Regions from separate parts of the Mus musculus genome. Here region 2 is linked to region 1. Evidence: chromatin loops called from intact Hi-C (ENCODE). Cell type or tissue: heart. All regions are shown on one strand. Region 1 holds the start of Zfp503 (zinc finger protein 503). Region 2 overlaps Lrmda (leucine rich melanocyte differentiation associated).

What was found. Hi-C counts contacts between places; a loop is a spot of excess contacts. Peaks named below come from ENCODE experiments on the same cell type or tissue, not always from the same donor. Only the 100,000 strongest peaks of a DNase experiment are listed, where the experiment ranks them.
Region 2: a loop joins it to region 1, with 5 times the contacts of the local background. A loop is called at or near these places in 3 of 42 quality-filtered maps.

The regions. Positions count from the first base shown.
Region 1 is chr14:21,988,130-21,990,629 of GRCm38, reverse strand. Zfp503 (zinc finger protein 503) reads left to right here and starts at 1,029. Exons shown (of 3, transcript NM_145459.3): 1 at 1,029-1,605; 2 at 2,346-2,500. A330001L22Rik (a long non-coding RNA gene) reads right to left here and starts at 1,155. Exons shown (of 2, transcript XR_001781181.2): 1 at 1-1,155. In heart, a CTCF peak has its summit at 976; DNase peaks (open chromatin) are centred at 1,109, 1,189, 1,479, 2,159 and 1 weaker place; H3K4me3 peaks cover 2,500 bases; H3K27ac peaks cover 2,500 bases; H3K27me3 peaks cover 1,206 bases.
Region 2 is chr14:22,101,400-22,103,899 of GRCm38, reverse strand. All of the region lies in intron 2 of Lrmda (leucine rich melanocyte differentiation associated), which reads right to left. Among named protein-coding and RNA genes, the nearest start is that of Gm41107, 71 kb to the right of the region's middle. In heart, no CTCF peak of the experiment used is centred here; a DNase peak (open chromatin) is centred at 1,429; H3K27me3 peaks cover 602 bases.

The DNA.
Region 1 (2,500 bases):
CTCCTCAGTTCTGTCCACAGCGTCAACTCTCACTCTCCAGGCCTATGAAAGAGGCCAATATGGCAGGTGGCCCAAGGCCTAGCTTCCTATGCTAGGACCACAGGAGCTGACCAGAGGGTGACACCTTTAGAGCCATACAGTGGGAGACACCGGCAGGCACTAACACCCCGCAGGCTGCAAGCAGCTTCAGAGACCTTACCCGGCAGAGTTTGGGGTTGCCATTCTGCCAAAACGTAAGCTGGACTTCTTACTCCAGAGATCATTCAGGCACCTTCACAAAGGTGCCTGTGATCTTGCCATAGTCTCACAAATTTACCTTTCTCAATTGTCGCAGGAGGATCACAAACAGCCAATGTTCTTAACACACACACACACACACACACACACACACACACACACACCAGCCCCAGCCGCTCTTCTTTCCAAATTACCATTAATCGAGTTACCATCCCATTAACTTTGCCAACCTAAGGAATCAAGGAATAAAATCAAAACTCTGTGAAAGAATACTTACGAGAAAATTATATAACTCACCCCCACCCCAGAAAGTTCTCGTTATCCGCGTGGACAGAAACAGAAGGGAAGGGGGACTGGGATGGTAGGAAAGAAATAGGCTGGCAAACAGAAGGAAAAGTCCCCTGAGCGTGCCCGGTTCAGCTCAGGGTGCGCGGTGGTCCGAACCCGGTCTCCAGGCTGGGCCCCCGCCCCTGCGCAGGGCGCAGATCGGCTCCTGGCTCCCAGCTCTCCCAGCCCCACCATTTATCAAAAGGACTTGACAACAAAAGAAGAGCTCTGCGGAAAAGTGGGGGGAGGGGAAATTCAAAGTCTCCCAAGTCCCTCCGAGCAAGGGGGTGTGTCCTCTTCTCACCCCCTTCTACTTTCTACGAGTTTCTGGGAGTAACCCCGGAGCGGACGTTATGGAAGTCGCCCAGCGGCACAGGAGTGCATACGCACTGTGCACCCAGATCCAGGTACAAGTCAGCATGCACAGCGCCTCCCCTCTTCTTTCCAAACAGCCCGAGCGACGGCGCAAATCGAGGGGAACGCCGAAGTCCCGCTCCGCTTCCCTGGAAGAACCGGTTTCCACAGGCAGCCGCCCCTCCCTCTCGCGTTCCTTCCCTCTCCTCTCCCCGCATAGGTCAGTCCTGTCTGGATGGTCTACATCATGCCGTCCAGCAGCCCGATTAAGTCCCGGCTCCCAGGACTGTCGGGATGGCCAGCGGAGGGTAGTGGCGAAGGACCCGGGAGAGGAGGAGAGCGAGCCTGAGACCTGTTTGCCTATGCACATGGTCAGGCCTCTTCTCTTGAGCTATTCAACTCTCGCTACGAACACGGGTCACAGAATTAAGGAGGTTTATTCTACAAGTAACCTCCAGAACTCGGGCTATATTTGATGGCATGGCTCTTTGGAAAGAAATTCCCGAGTCTGGGGTGGGAACACTACCGAGGTCGACAACTGGACATCCTCAAGTTACATTCCCGGGAGGGATTATGCCAGAGAGGCGGGAAACCTCCGCGTTAGACGTCGCCTCCAGCGTCGTTCTTAGGTACTCAGCAGACCCGAACTGGGCGACCCGGATTGACCGAAGCACCCAAAGGTAGAAGGTGTGTCTGTCTCCACAACCCCAAGAGGGAGTGAGCACATCCCAGGCCGGTGCTCCAGACTAGGAGTCCTGGGTGCACCTGCGCACTTTACTCTCACTATTTCATTTTCCTGACTGTGGACGCCCCTTTCCCCTCTTTCTTTTTCTTACACACCCTCCACACACACAAACACACACACAGGTGCCAGGAGGCTGCTGCTCTTTCCCCCTCCTTCAGTTTCTTCTCGGTCTCTTCCTTCCTCTGTCTCACTCTAGGTCTCTCTTTTTCCCTTCAAGTCTCACCCGCCTTGTAATCAGCAACAAAAGCTGACATAAATCACGGGCAGATTGACAAGAGCTGACAAATAACTGATTGATTGCGGTCGAGGCACATTGACAATTGATGGAGGGGTGGAGATGCCCAGAGAAACAGGGGGTGCGGGGGGGGGGGAGAGTAGCAAGACGAAAGCAAGAATGGGGGGGGGGCTGAAGTGTGAAACAGGGGAAACATGTGACCCCCCGCTCAAGCCCCAATCTGAGCGTCCTTCGGTGTCACGTGACCGGGAAGGGCGGAGAGCCCGGCGCACGTCGCGAGGACGAGCAGCCACCGCCTCCGTTGCCCTTCTAGCTTCTGGTTTCTCTGCTGCTGAACCTCTGGAAATCCAAGCGGGCGGGCAGACTTTCTGCAGCATCGACTTTCCTTACCCGGGTGGCCGCGCCACGCAAAATCTTAATTTCTGAAAAGATTTTTTTTGTATACAGGCTCCCACTCATCCCTGGAGTTGACTGTTCAGCAGGTATCCACATTACCGCCTGCGTTTCTTCTCCCGAAGTCTGTTAACACTCCCTCCCTCCAAAGGTTTCAGTTTGTTTTCCTGCTGGGAAAACGAAGAACGACGAAGAGAAAAAAGAAGGAA
Region 2 (2,500 bases), 110 kb before region 1:
GTATTTGCAGTTTTGTAAATATTCTCTCAAACACTGCTGTCCACAGTAGAGAACAGTGATGCCAAAACTCAGAGGAGAGTTGAAACCCAACCCTCAAGGTCTTATAAATTACACAGAAAAAAAGATTCAAACTTGGATATGTCTGTCTCCTCAATCCACTGTACCTCAAAATCAACTCCTAAGATTAGCAATTTGCCAACAGGATACAAGTTGAAGGCCCCCAGAAAAGATCAGTCCCCCAAAACGTCTCTCACCAAGGCTAGCAACGTCCTCATTGTAAGTGAGTCACATGCGCTATTTTCTCTAAGATGCCTCTATAATCTTATGAACAATCATTTGTTTCTGTATTAACCCTTCATTATCATTAGTTGTGAGTCATTTTCATATAAACTTCTTTGTTGGCCCTACACAGCAAAGTCTAACACCCTTCATATTATCTCCACACTGGAAAAGAGAGGTGCAGGCCTAGCCAACACACAGCTCTAGACTGCTGGCCCCTAAGTATTCCAATTCCTGATTCATTCTCTCTCCCCCATTCCCCCTCCCCTTCCCCTCCCCCTCTCTCTCCCTCTCCGTCTCCTTCTCCCTGTCCCTCTCTCCTCCCCCTTCTTCCTCCCTCCTCCTTCCCTTTTCCTCCCTCCCTCTTCTCTTCCTTCTTCCTCCTCCTTTTAGTATGTGTGTGTGTGTGATATGCTTGTATATACATGCTTATAGAGGCCAAAGGTCAACTCCAGTATCTTCCTTTATGGTTTTCCAACTTATCTTTTGAGAATGGATCTCTCCCTGAAGCCAGAGCTCACTGATTGGCTATACTGGCTGGATTGGTTGGCCTGCAGACTCTGGAAATCTCCCTTTCTCCATTTCTGGTCCAGCTTTTCCCTGAGTGCTAAGGCTCTGAAACAAGTCCTCATTCTTTTGTGGCCAGTGCTTCACTGACTGCACTATCCCCTCAGCCTCCCAACTCTATGTTTCCAGAAGCTTATTTTATTTGCAAATTTTATCAGCTGGGATGGAGACTGCCAGGTGGCCAAACTCTAATGGAAGGAGTCTTTAGGAAGGAAGGGCAGACAGGAGGAGGAGGACACTGAAGAAGAAAACAGTAGTGGGAATAAGGCAGAGATCAGGAGCTGAGTAAAGTCCTTGTCAAGTGCAAGGTGCCAACCAGTGTCCTGAGCCTCCTTAGGAATACAACATTAGAGGCTAACCCTTCTTCTCACAGCCTGTCACGTGCTAGAGCTAGCTGGACATAGCTATCTAGATGTTATTTCTAGCATAGCTACATGTTCTGGTCTGGAACAACCCCAGGTTACACCCAGATTACTTATCGCAACTCCCTCTTCCTTTTTTCATTTTCAGAAATGTCCAATCTGGACAACAAATTACACGGTCACTTCTGTTATTCTCTGCCACGAGCAGACTTGAAGGCAGGTCCTCATATCCAGCTTGTACAGCTCTGAGCTAACACATGCTTCCAGTTGATATAGTCAAGCCCTCCTGCTTCATCTAAGTGGAAAGCAACATGACAGCAGATCACACGGAGGCCCCTGGGCAGCACACTCGGGTGCCCATCATACCAGGGCTCTTATTCCTTCTGTAATTATTAGGTGTCCAACACGCAGAGCACCAACCCCCACGTACACTACTGTGTAATTATTGGAAGACTTGAAGCAAGATGTCCTCAAGGTGACACCGGCTTTGTCAAGAGAATACATGTACACACATGCTGCTGCACCCGGCTCTCATGGGATCTCTGCCCAGAGACAGTAAGCAACAGCTTATATACAGGCACGCTCCACAGTTAGCAAAGCTATGTTACTCTACGTTCCTATTTCTTTCCCAGAACCCTTGTGAGGAAGGAAGGCCAAGCATACAAGCTCCAGGTTCCAAGTCAGGAAACTAAAGTTAGTCCAAACGGGGTAAAAGCGGCCAAAGGCTGCACTGCTGGTCAGAGGCAAAGCCAGGTCTAGATCCAGGTCTTCCCATGGCCTTCTGGTGTCCCAGGTACCAGGTACTCAGGACAGAACTGTGGTAAGGAGCTTGTCTGGGTCCTGATTTCCCAGAATGCTTTGGCTCTAACCCCACCTTTCTCACATGTCCCTCAAAAAAAATAGTTATTAGGTCAATTCAGTTCCTGTTTAGTAGACGGTTTCCTCTTCGTTCAGGCTCGATACATTAGGTCTGACTCTGATCCATTAGGTCTGACTCTGATCCATTAAGTCTGACTCCAGTACATTGCATCTGACTCTGGCCCTGTCCACAGCACTAAGGAAGCTCTGGTTTACAGTGAAGGTGGGCCTGCGATTTGGAACTCATGTCACCCTATCACCTCAGCCATTCCCAAGGTGAGGACCGGAACAATTTGCCTCACCCCTTTGGGTCTCTTGTTTCTTTCTCTTTAAAATAAGGAGGCTGCCGCCATCATGAGGACGCATGCCTATAGCCTCAGAACTTAGGAGGCTGAAGCAGGAGGATCACCATAAGACCAGCCTAGGACAAACAG